Regions from separate parts of the Homo sapiens genome. Here region 2 is linked to region 1. Evidence: chromatin loops called from intact Hi-C (ENCODE). Cell type or tissue: GM12878. All regions are shown on one strand. Links, peaks and the distances in the headings refer to the core of each region. The heading gives the core; the rest is flanking DNA.

Region 1 (5,382 bases), core at 170-5,169:
GATGTGCTTTCTTGGCCATTCTTTGTTTTGTATGTTGATATTCCTTCCAATCAGTTTACAGTATTTTGAGTTGGATTAAGATGCGTGAGGGACAAGTTATAAACTAATCATTAAGGATCTTCTAATACCGTATGCATGTCTTTCTGTCTGTAAAATGTGCTCATTATAAAAGTTCATACAGTATAGGGGCAAATTGAAGTAAAACGTGAAAAGTTCCTCTCTCCCAGCAAGCGCACTTCAAATGGTATCTAGTGGTATCCATGGGTATCACTGTGAATACTGCAAAGATACCAGTGCTCAATGGTATAATGTTTAATATAAGAGTTTAATGTAAGGTTTGGTGAGTAAACCAGGACTATAGCAGGGAAAGGAGTTAAAAAGCCTTATCTAGCTAGCCTGTTCTTTTGCCTCACCTAGGAGTATAGAAAGGTGGTTTAACAAACCCGGAACTTGCTTCCATTTGCTTTTTTCCTAGGTCTAGTCTGTTCTGATTCAAATAAAGTAAACTGAGGCAAGCTTAATATATCCTGAACTCATGTATCAAATTGTCTTTAAGTGCAAATACAGTTTTAAAAATATTTTAGTTTTTCATGCATGGCGTTAAATAGTTCTATGAGATATGTTACGGAAAACTATCCTCTACTCACATACACATCATATTCTGCTTCCAGAGGTAAGCAATTTTTGCTCATTTAGCTGATTCTTAGGGACTTTACCTCTTTATCATTAAGTCTACATACACATTGCCATTTCTTGATTTTCTTTTTAGTGGTATGTATTACCTATTGACTTCTCACTCTACTCCAGAAGATGGAGGGTATAGCTGTCTATATACAGCTTCTTCTCACTTCTCCCTTCCTGTTTTTCCATTCTCCAAATATATTTTGATTGAGCTCATATTCAGTGTTTATATTAAAATGACTATATACTTGAAATTTACTGCTAACCTCCATATACTCTTGTGACTACATCCCCTTTCTGGAATATCATTTTACTTTTACTGGAATGAATATATGTTTAAAAATATTTAATTTTCTATATGGTGATCACTGTTTCAACTTCAGACTTTCTCCCAGTTGATTAAATCTCTCTGGTTCAAGCCAAATTAGCGTTCCATTAATTGCATCTTCTTAAAATTCTATTTATTTCTTTTCTTTCTTTTTTTTTTTTTTGTAGTCTTCAGGATTATCCTTAGGTTTTTTTTCCTAGGCTGGTGAGCTTCTCTGGAGAAGATTCTTCCAGTCTTCTATGCTGGCTGCCAGTGTTTTAGTAGCCCATTTGGGAAAGAAGGGTTGGAACATGAGGATGGTCCCCATTGTTCCAGTCTATGAACTTTCATCAAATCCTTCTAGGTCAGGGTTTCTCAGCTATCAGCACTATTGACATTTGGGCTAGATAGTTTTGTGAGTGGCTGTCCCATGCACTGTAGGATGTTTAGCAGCATCCCTGGCCTGTACACACTAGATGTCAGTAGTACACATTTACCTTCTTCAGTTGTGACAACTAAAAACGTCCGTAGACATTGTTACATGTTGCTTGTAGGACAAAATCCACCCCCAATTGAGAATCACCACTGCTCTAGGTAGAGAGGGTTAACAGTAGGCCTGAGTCCTTTTCTTCGTGGAAAATGACCTTGGGTTTTCCTTCTCCTGGCATTCTTTTCCTGGACACATACTGGATTAAGAATTAAATATAGAATATCTCCAGGTAATATTGTTTATTGTGAAACTGACCCCTGTTGGTGAGTGTATATGGACCAGGAAGACTGTCCATGAATGAATAAATTAGCCTATGAAAAGACATAGACCTTGACTTCGTGGTGTGCAGTGTAACTCTTTTTTTTTTTTTTTTTTTTGAGACAGAGTCTCACTCTGTTGTCCAGGCTGTAATGCAGTGGCGCAATCTCAGCTCACTGCAACCTCCGCCTCCCAGGTTCACATGGTTCTCATGCCTCAGCCTCCCGAGTAGCAGGGATTACAAGCACATGCCACCACGCCTGGCTAATTTTTGTATTTCTTTTTTTTAGTGGAGACAGGGTTTCGCCATGTTGGCCAGGCTGGTCTCGAACTCCTGACCTCAAGTGATCCACCTGCCTCGGCCTCCCAAAGTGCTGGGATTACACTGTGGGAGCCACTGCACCTGGCCAGCAGTGTAACTCTTATAAATGAGCATGAACGTGTTCTTTAAGGGGCCCTGGAACTTAACCTCATTGGCTGTTAAAAGGTACTGCTGGTTCCCATGGAGCATGAAGTTTCCCTAAGCCAGGGTGTTTTCTGCACTTACCATGTGGTCTCTTTCCCTTACAATGAGCTATTTATGGGCCCAAAAAGGGCCTGTGGTGAGCTGTATGGACTCCCTCAGAAGATGGCATGTCTCTTTTTATTTATTCAGAACTGAGTGAATCTGGCTTCAAGCTATGGTCTGTTGGGTCTTGTCAGCGAATGTTAATCTGTACCTGAGACCACTGCTGGTGGGTGAGTGAGTAAAAGAGGGAATCTGAGAATTAGCTGCTTTCTTAAATGTGTTTTCAACCATTCTTCCTGCTTTTAGTCGCACCATCACCTGTCTACTCTTGCTTCTGAGGACTTCTGAGGTTACACGATATAAATTGAGTGCTCCTCTGCTTTTCTCCAGTGCTGGCCCAGCATTCAGCTTCTCTTGGATTTGCTAAATTGGTTACCACTCAGCCATATGCTTTTTTTCCACATCTTCCCACCCCCATTTTAATCCCTGTAAAACAATGCTTCACAACTTGGGCTACTTTGTCCTGCTGGGTATATGCAACATTTTTGGTTGTCCATCAAGGGCGTGTGCTACTACTGGCATCTAGTGGGTAGAGGCCAGAGGTGCTGCTAAACATCCTACAGTGCACAGGACAGCCCACATGAAGGATAATTATCTGGCCCAAAATAGAGCCAAGGTTGAGAAACCACATTTTAAATCGTGTGGCACCTGTTAGTCACGATCAGCAAGGTGGCAGTTATAGTACGTTGTATGAAGTCCTTCTGTTGAAAGTTTCTAATAAAGATCAAGAAAGTACCAGCATCAAATCTTCTTAGATTTAAGGAAATATAGGTATCTTTGGCCAGTCCCTCTCTCCTGAACTCCAGGTGCATATATTCCATCTCTAATCAATATCTCTATTTGGATGTCTAATTGTGTATTATATTTCTCCAGAGAGATAGAACCAATAGGATATGAGTGGGGATTTATTATGGAAATTAGCCCACACCATTATGAAGGCTGAGAAGTCATGTGACAGGCTGTCTGCAAGCTGGAGACCCTAGGATGGTGGTAGTGTGACTTAGTCCAAGTCAAAAAGCCTCGGAACCAGGAAAGCCCATGGTATAATTATCAGTCCTAGGCTGAAGGCCTGGGTACCCAAGGGAGGCTGCTGGTATAAGGCCTGCAGTACAAAGACTGGAGAGCCTGGAGTTCTGATATCCAAGAGTAGGAGCAGAGTGTCCCACCTCTAGGAAGGATAGGGAGGAAATCACCTTTTCTCTGCCTTTTTTGTTCTATCTGGGGCCCTCAGTCAATTGGATAGTGCCTACCCACAATGAGGATGGATCTTCCCCACTCAGTCCTGGTTCACACACCATCTCCTCTGGAAACACTCTCACAGACATACCCAGATGCTTTACCAGTTCTCTAGGTATTCCTTAATCCAATGAAGTTGATACCTAAAATTAACCATCATAAATAGATTGCTCAAATTTAACTGGTCTAAACCTAAAGTCCTGCTCTTTCTCTTCAAACTTATTTCTCCCACTGTCTTCTCTATCTCAAATAATGGATATTCCATCCGTCTAGTTCATCAAGCAAACTCCTTGGAGTCTTTATCTACTTATTTTCTTTCTACCTCCCTTTCAATCCAGCAGCAAATTCTGTTGGCCTTATCTTCAGAATATGTCTAGAATGTGATCACTTCTCACCGCCTTCACTGCCACCAAGCCAATATCATCTTGATTTAGATTTTTGAATAGGCTTCCTTCTGGTCTTTCTGCATTCACCTTTCTCCCTTAACAGTCTATCATCCACACTGCAGCCAGAGTGATCCTTTTGAAAGATAAGTCAGATCATCTCTTTTCAAACCTAAAGGCTTTGCATCTCATGGTATAGCCCAAACCCCTATAATGCCTATAAAGCCTTGCCTGATCTGCTTTCCCATTACCACCTATTTTTCTTCCTTCTGTCCCTTACCCCACTAGCCATACTGTCCCATACTTGTTCTCAGCCAGTAGCCAGAGCCTGCCTCTTAGCCTTTGCACTTATTCAACCCTGCCCAGACGCCTTTCCCCAGTCTTCTGTGTAACATTCTCCTAGCTACCTTCTGGAATTTGCTCAAATGTCACTTTCTTATTGAGGCGTTCTTTGATTATGCTATTTAAAAATGGAGCTCCCCTTACTCTGCCATATTATTACCTTTTTTTTGTTTTGTTTTGTTTTGTTTTGTTTTTTTTGAGACAGATTCTCGTTCTGTCACCCAGGCTGGAGTGCAGTGGTGCCATCTTGGCTCACTGTAACCTCTGCTCCCTGGGTTCAGTGGATCCTCCTGCCTCAGTTTCCTGAGTAGCTGGGTCCTCAGGCATACAATATCATGCCCATTTAATTTGGAATTTGGAATTTTATACATGACAGTGTATTTTTAAAATGAAAATACTTTGTAAAGCTATTAGTTTATAGCAAATTCAAAGGATTTTTTTCATCATAATATACACAATCATCAAGTTTTCTTAAGATTCAGCAAAACCTTTTGCTAAATTTAAAGGAATAGGTAAGGTTGGCACAGTGACTCACGCCTGTAATCCCGGCACTTTGGGAGGCCAAGGCAGGCGGATCACCTGAGGTCATGAGTATCAGACCATCCTGGCTAACATGGTGAAACCCCATCTCTACTAAAAATACATAAATTAGCCAGGCATGGTGGCGGGCACCTGTAATCCCAGCTACTTGGGAGGCTGAGGCAGGAGAATCACTTGAACCTGGGCGGCAGAGGTTGCAGTGAGCTGAGATGATGCCACTGTACTCCAGCCTGGGCGACAGCAAGACTCCGTTTCAAAAAGTAAAATAAAATAAAATAAAGGAATAGGTATCAGATGAAAAAAGAGGCTGAAGATTTAGTGAAATCCAGGGGAAAAGCCTAATTCACACAAACATATTTCAAATAAACCCCCCCAATAATCACTGGCACATATGCCTTGACTCTTATTGTTGGTGTTTCTTGGAAATCTGTGTGTGTGTGTGTTTTTTTTTTCTGCAGAAGTAAAAAGCATCTTTAGGTTTAGGTCTGTTTTTGTTTTGGGTTTGTGGAGGGCTGGTGAAGGACCTTTTTTTTAGACAATAATAGAAATATATTCATGTGGCCTGGTGCAGTGGCTC
Region 2 (5,382 bases), core at 318-5,317, 690 kb before region 1:
ATGCCCAGGAGGCTCAGGTCATGGGTTCAACCACAGTGAACTTGGCTCTGCTCCACAGCCACAGATTGCATCCTAGTCCTAGCCAGCTGTCTCCTAGGCAGCCTGGTGTAAGCATGATTAAATCATCAAGCTCCATTGTCGTGGCCATCCAGAAGGAGGGCATTGTCTGTAAAGAGGGAAGGAGACCTGTATTCTCTGAGCCAACCAGGACTAGGGACAGGCTGAGCCAGCAGCTTTATGGAAATAATGTAGACAGTGTCTTAGTTCTGACAGGGAAGAACTACAAGAGCAACAAAATGTTGAGCCTTTGGGGTTTTTCTGTTCTCATCTCTGGTAGATCTTTGAAGGAGTGTATGCTCCCGTGATCCCTTTCTGGACAGGCTCGGGAGTACTGAAATGACTTCTTCCAGATGGAAGTTAAGGAGCATCATGTAATGTGTGCATTGCTGCAGTTGTCACCAATTGGTAGTTTTGTGGAGAAAAGCTGTCTGCATCCCTTTTGAGAGAATTTGCATTAGAAGTTCATCTTAATAAAATTTATCTTTATCCTCTGAGGTAAAGTGGTAAATGGAGGCACATAGATTTCTTTGGTATTGAGTTTTGCCTTAGGTACATATCCCAGTAGGGAGCCAGTCAAGATGAGCTTTGAAAAACTGGGGAGAAGTTTCTGTAGAGTTTCCCAAGGGGAGAAACTTCAGTGGCCTCCCGTACACCTACAACTGTAGGCAGGAATTTCTCTTTTCCCAAAACAATCGCTTAAGTATTCATCTTTCAAAAACCACACATCAACACACCTATGGCTAAAAAACGGCACAGATGAGGAAAATTGTAAAAAGCAGCGTTGGTTTTTGCTCTTCATACTCATTAGGAGCATCTATAAGAAATAGCCATGCATCTCCATCTCTGCCCCCTTGGCAGGAATGTTTCTGAGGAATTTATAGACAGCATCATTCAATATCCTCAATATAAAAGATTTACAGGAGAAAATTCTCTCATATCTGAGTGCCAAGAAGGGTTTGCTTCTCTTGAGATATAGCAAGTCTTTTCCTTATGGACAATATGAATTACATTTTTCCTCTTTTGCTTTAGCTGCCTGGAAGCTCAGAGCTCAATTTGCACACTAATTTTAATTACTGTGTGGGAACCTGTGGCTAGTATTTTCACTTTTCTCCTGTCTTGCTTTTTTAGTCTATCTATATACTCCCTTGTCTGCATTTTTTTTTTTATTTTTAAAGAAGACTTGAAGTGCAGGATGAAATGAATTAGAACATGAATAAATTATTTTAGAGATAGCACTCTATAGTGGCAAAAGCATTGGCTTTGGAGTCAACCTGTTTTCAAGTTTTTGCTTGTCCTTTTACTGATTTGTAACTGTGGACATGTCATTCAACCCATTCTTCTGTACCTTTATCTGTCAAATGGGAGTGGATAACATGAATTACTACTGACCTTACAATAATTTTGTAAGGATTCAATGAGCTAACATATATTAAAGTACTTTGCAATCAATAAAAATGTATGCATGTTAAAGTGTGTTTGGTCTAACAGTGTATACTGTTGGGCAAGGCTCTTTTGAAATTGAGAGAATCAACTAAATCATTCAAAATCTGTGAGAGTAGAAAATGGCTTTTAGCAATAGATCCAATGTTACCTGGGTTTAGGCTAAACAACTTACAGAACCAGTCCATCAGAAGTTGAGATATTCAGGGACAGGCAATCTTGCCTTAGGACCAAGAATGTCTCCTACTTCTGAGCCTTCTAATACTCATTTCAGCCTGCTAATTGTATCATCTCTCATGGTAAGTGGGGCCAGTCGGCCCAAGTAGCAAAGGATTCAGCCCAAAGAGGCTGAAGCAGAAGCCATCGTTTTTAAAACACAAATTTGGCATATCCATTCCCAGTTTAGAGCCCCTCAGTGGCTTCTCAGCACCCTCAGGACAAAGTCCAAATTCCTTTCAGGACCTTACCTCTCTCCTACCTTTCCAACTTATCTCCTACTTCTCCTGCTGCACACAGCCTGAGCTTCAGTCATTCTAGCTCTCTGAATGCACGTAGCTTTGGATACCTCTGGGCCTTTGCACATGCTGTTCCTCCTCTCTGGAATGATCTTCCTCCTCATTTCCTCACCTAGTTGACTTATATTCATCTTTCATTGGGACCTCCCATGACTTGCTCAACCATAAGGATATGCCCCTTCTCTATACTCCTTGTGTAAGTCAAATTCTATTACAGCAGATTCCTCACTCGACTGAACTGTTGAGGAGAGAGTCTGAATTGTGTTCATCTCTTCATTTCCAAAACCTAGTTGTTGCTCAATTAAAATCTGTGGAATGAAGATATTGAAAACATGCTCAGGGACCAGTTGAGTCATTAGCCAATAAGGAAGTAGAGACAGGATTGAAGAGCTGGGGGATGGGGGTGGAGGTAGGGGGAGCCCAGATAGCTGTAAGACAGAAAGAAAATGGCTACGCTGGGTACAGCATGAGAGTATCAGAGGGCAGGCTGCTCAGGTACCCGGGACAGCTCACTGTGGGCACTCTGGCCCTGAAAGTCTCCAGGATGCAGGCATTTCTTAGTTTCCATGCTAAGAGTTTGGGGTTTCTGTTGACTTCTAAGCCTGATGGCTCACAGAACCCTAACCAGGGCTACTTTGTATGGTTTTGCCCTGCATAATTTGGTGAAGGGGATGAATAGAATTTAAAACCCAGCCTCCCTCTGATTGCCAAACCATTCACCCTGGAGCTTCTGTTTCTGCCCCCAGGGGGCGCCTTTATCCAATTCACACAGAGGCATAGGTTGGGTTAAACCCAACCTGCCTCATTCAAGTAAAAGAACTCCTGTTTATTTCTGACAGACCCCAAACAACTCACTTCAGGAGTGGTTGAGGATGCAAGGAGGGCTTAGAAAGGAGAAAAGATTGATCCAAGGCTTAGGGCTTGGTGCCGTGACTGTGATTTTTGTCTTCCAAAGCTGCTTCAGGCAGGAGCTATAGGGATCCTGTGTAAATGACCGGTTCCTCTATGATGCCCTCCACCCTCACCCTCACCAGAGACCAGGGGCTCTGGCATTGGTTCTTGCCCCAGCAGGCAGCCCGAGGGAGGAGTTTCCTCACCTTTAAGGTCTTGGTTCAGGGATGTCATATACACTATTGTTCATCTGACCAGTTTGATTTGACCTCTGAAAACTATGTACTGTGTGCACCCAATAGCTTAGCAGACAGTGTGTGTGTTGATTAGTTTAAAGATAGGCTGTGTGCTCAATTCCATCTCTGCCATTTACCAGCTATTAAATTTGGACGTATGTGTTAACCTTTTTAGGAGTAGGGAAGGAGGGAGGGAGGGAGGGAGGGAGGGAAGGAAGGAAGGAAGGAAGGAAGGAAGGAAGGAAGGAAGGAAGGAAATCCTTGCTGTGATAGACATGAAAAAATATGCCATTCAGATCTCTTATGCAGAGAGCATAATTGACCTGTGGCCCCAGCTGCTGCTCTCTGAACTTGTTCACCACCTTCACACTGAAGCCACACTTCACATGGACTTCTCTCAACCTATAACTGAGACTTGCAGGATGTAGGTGTCTAAGGCCTAAGATAAGACACAGAAGATGTGGGTCTCTGATTGGGGAACCTGACATGAAAACTAACTCCCTGATGGCCTTTCCAAGCTCTCCTTAGAACTTTGTTGCTTCATTCTTTGCTACCTTCTCTCCTTCACTCAGTGTAAGATCTACTCCCCCACACTCCTCTGACTCCAGTCTCAATTTTCTCTCACGGACACTTCCCCTAATAAGTTTCTTTCATGTTTAATCCTGTGTTGGTGTCTTCTTCTTGGAGGATCTGTACAAATACACTATTTATAGAGTTGCTGTAAAAATTAAGTGGTTTAATGTACACAAGGCATCTTTCAGTTTCTAGGATGTAGTATACTCTCTGGTCCCACTTGCATGGCATTGACCAGCCGCCATCTTTTCTCAGCTGTGGGATTTCTCAGACCTCCTTACTCCTTAAAATGGTAGTTGCCCGATTCTTATCTCTGGTTTTTATATATTCTAGAACAAAACTGTGGCAGAGACACAACTTCAGCATCATTCTCTCAGCCTTCCTTTGAGAAGTATAACATCCCCACTATGAGTTGAGCAGAACACATGGCCATCCAATTGGTGACTATGTTTTCCAGTGTCCCCTGCAGCTAGTGATGATCAAATAAGTTCTTAACCAGTGGAATTGTAAACAGAAGTGATGTGTACAATATTACCATCAATTCCTCAAAATACATTAGCTTGCCCTCCTTTTTTTCTCTTTTCTCCTTAAAGATGACTGGAATACAGATGTGTTGGTGAGATAGCTTCAACCATGAGGGTGAGGAAAATACTATAATGGATGTCAGAGCAATGAGATAGAAGGCATATGGGTCTCCGGTTGATCTTAAGATACAGAGCTGCCTGTCTTGAGCCTTTCCCCTACCTCTGTTTTGTTTTGTTTTGTTTTGTTTTGTCTTAGAGGGAAATAAACTATCTTTTTTTGAGACATAATATTTTGGGTATTTTTTGTTACAGCAGCTTAGCCAGTACTTTACCTAATATACCTCTCTTTCTGAGCTATTCCTATATTCCCTCTGCCTTGGTTGACCCAGAACTGGTTGACAGTCCTGTCCCCTTAATCCATTAATGCCTACTCCTCAATATGGCATTTAATTACATTTGATGACTTTGAAGGACAGCAAAACTAGTTCCCTTTGGGCACAGGATTATCTCCTGTCAGGTTTAATAGCCTTAATGGTTTAAAATGGCACTAAATGGTTCTCTACATTTGGGCAAGGCCATCTGGTCATTTGTAGATAAGCATAATAATAAGCACCCGGGCAGATAGCCACATATGGGCTGAAACACAGACATGTTCCAAATTATATACACTATAAAATTTACCATCCCTTACTAAAACCCAAATCACAAACTATCCCTTACTTTAATTGCAATAATGAGTGGTCACTCAGACCATGGGACTGAAATGAATCTGACAGTAAACAAAGCCCCACTAAACCACAGTACTGGGACTCTAGTCAAGGTCAAAATGCAATCATAGTTCTGGGAAGAGCTTCTGAGCATGCACATTCGTAACGGCCCTTGGCTCTGCCCAGGCATGTACATGGCCACTAGGTTTGTTTAAAATTGAGCCATTACAGTTGGGTAAAATCATGTGATTTTGCTCTAGAAGCATTTACATCCTCCAAGTGTGCTTGATAAATCATAGAAGTACACTGAGGAAAGAACGAAATAATTTTCTTTGCAATGATAGCATTTACTTCTATCTTCTGCCTTCCTTTTTTTCAAGGTTTCTGCATACAGGTAGACTGTATATAGGCCTTAAAAAATCTTTAGCATTGAAAT

What was found. A loop is a pair of places that touch in the nucleus more often than their neighbours do. Peaks named below come from ENCODE experiments on the same cell type or tissue, not always from the same donor. Only the 100,000 strongest peaks of a DNase experiment are listed, where the experiment ranks them.
Region 2: a loop joins it to region 1, with 4 times the contacts of the local background. A loop is called at or near these places in 3 of 110 quality-filtered maps.

What each region holds. Positions count from the first base shown.
Region 1 is chr2:203,481,884-203,487,265 of GRCh38, reverse strand. All of the region lies in intron 4 of RAPH1 (Ras association (RalGDS/AF-6) and pleckstrin homology domains 1), which reads left to right. Among named protein-coding and RNA genes, the nearest start is that of RAPH1, 51 kb to the left of the region's middle. In GM12878, for the core only: a CTCF peak has its summit at 2,827 (motif pointing left); a DNase peak (open chromatin) is centred at 2,805.
Region 2 is chr2:204,175,479-204,180,860 of GRCh38, reverse strand. No RefSeq gene overlaps it. Among named protein-coding and RNA genes, the nearest start is that of ICOS, 240 kb to the right of the region's middle. In GM12878, for the core only: a CTCF peak has its summit at 2,761 (motif pointing right); a DNase peak (open chromatin) is centred at 2,852.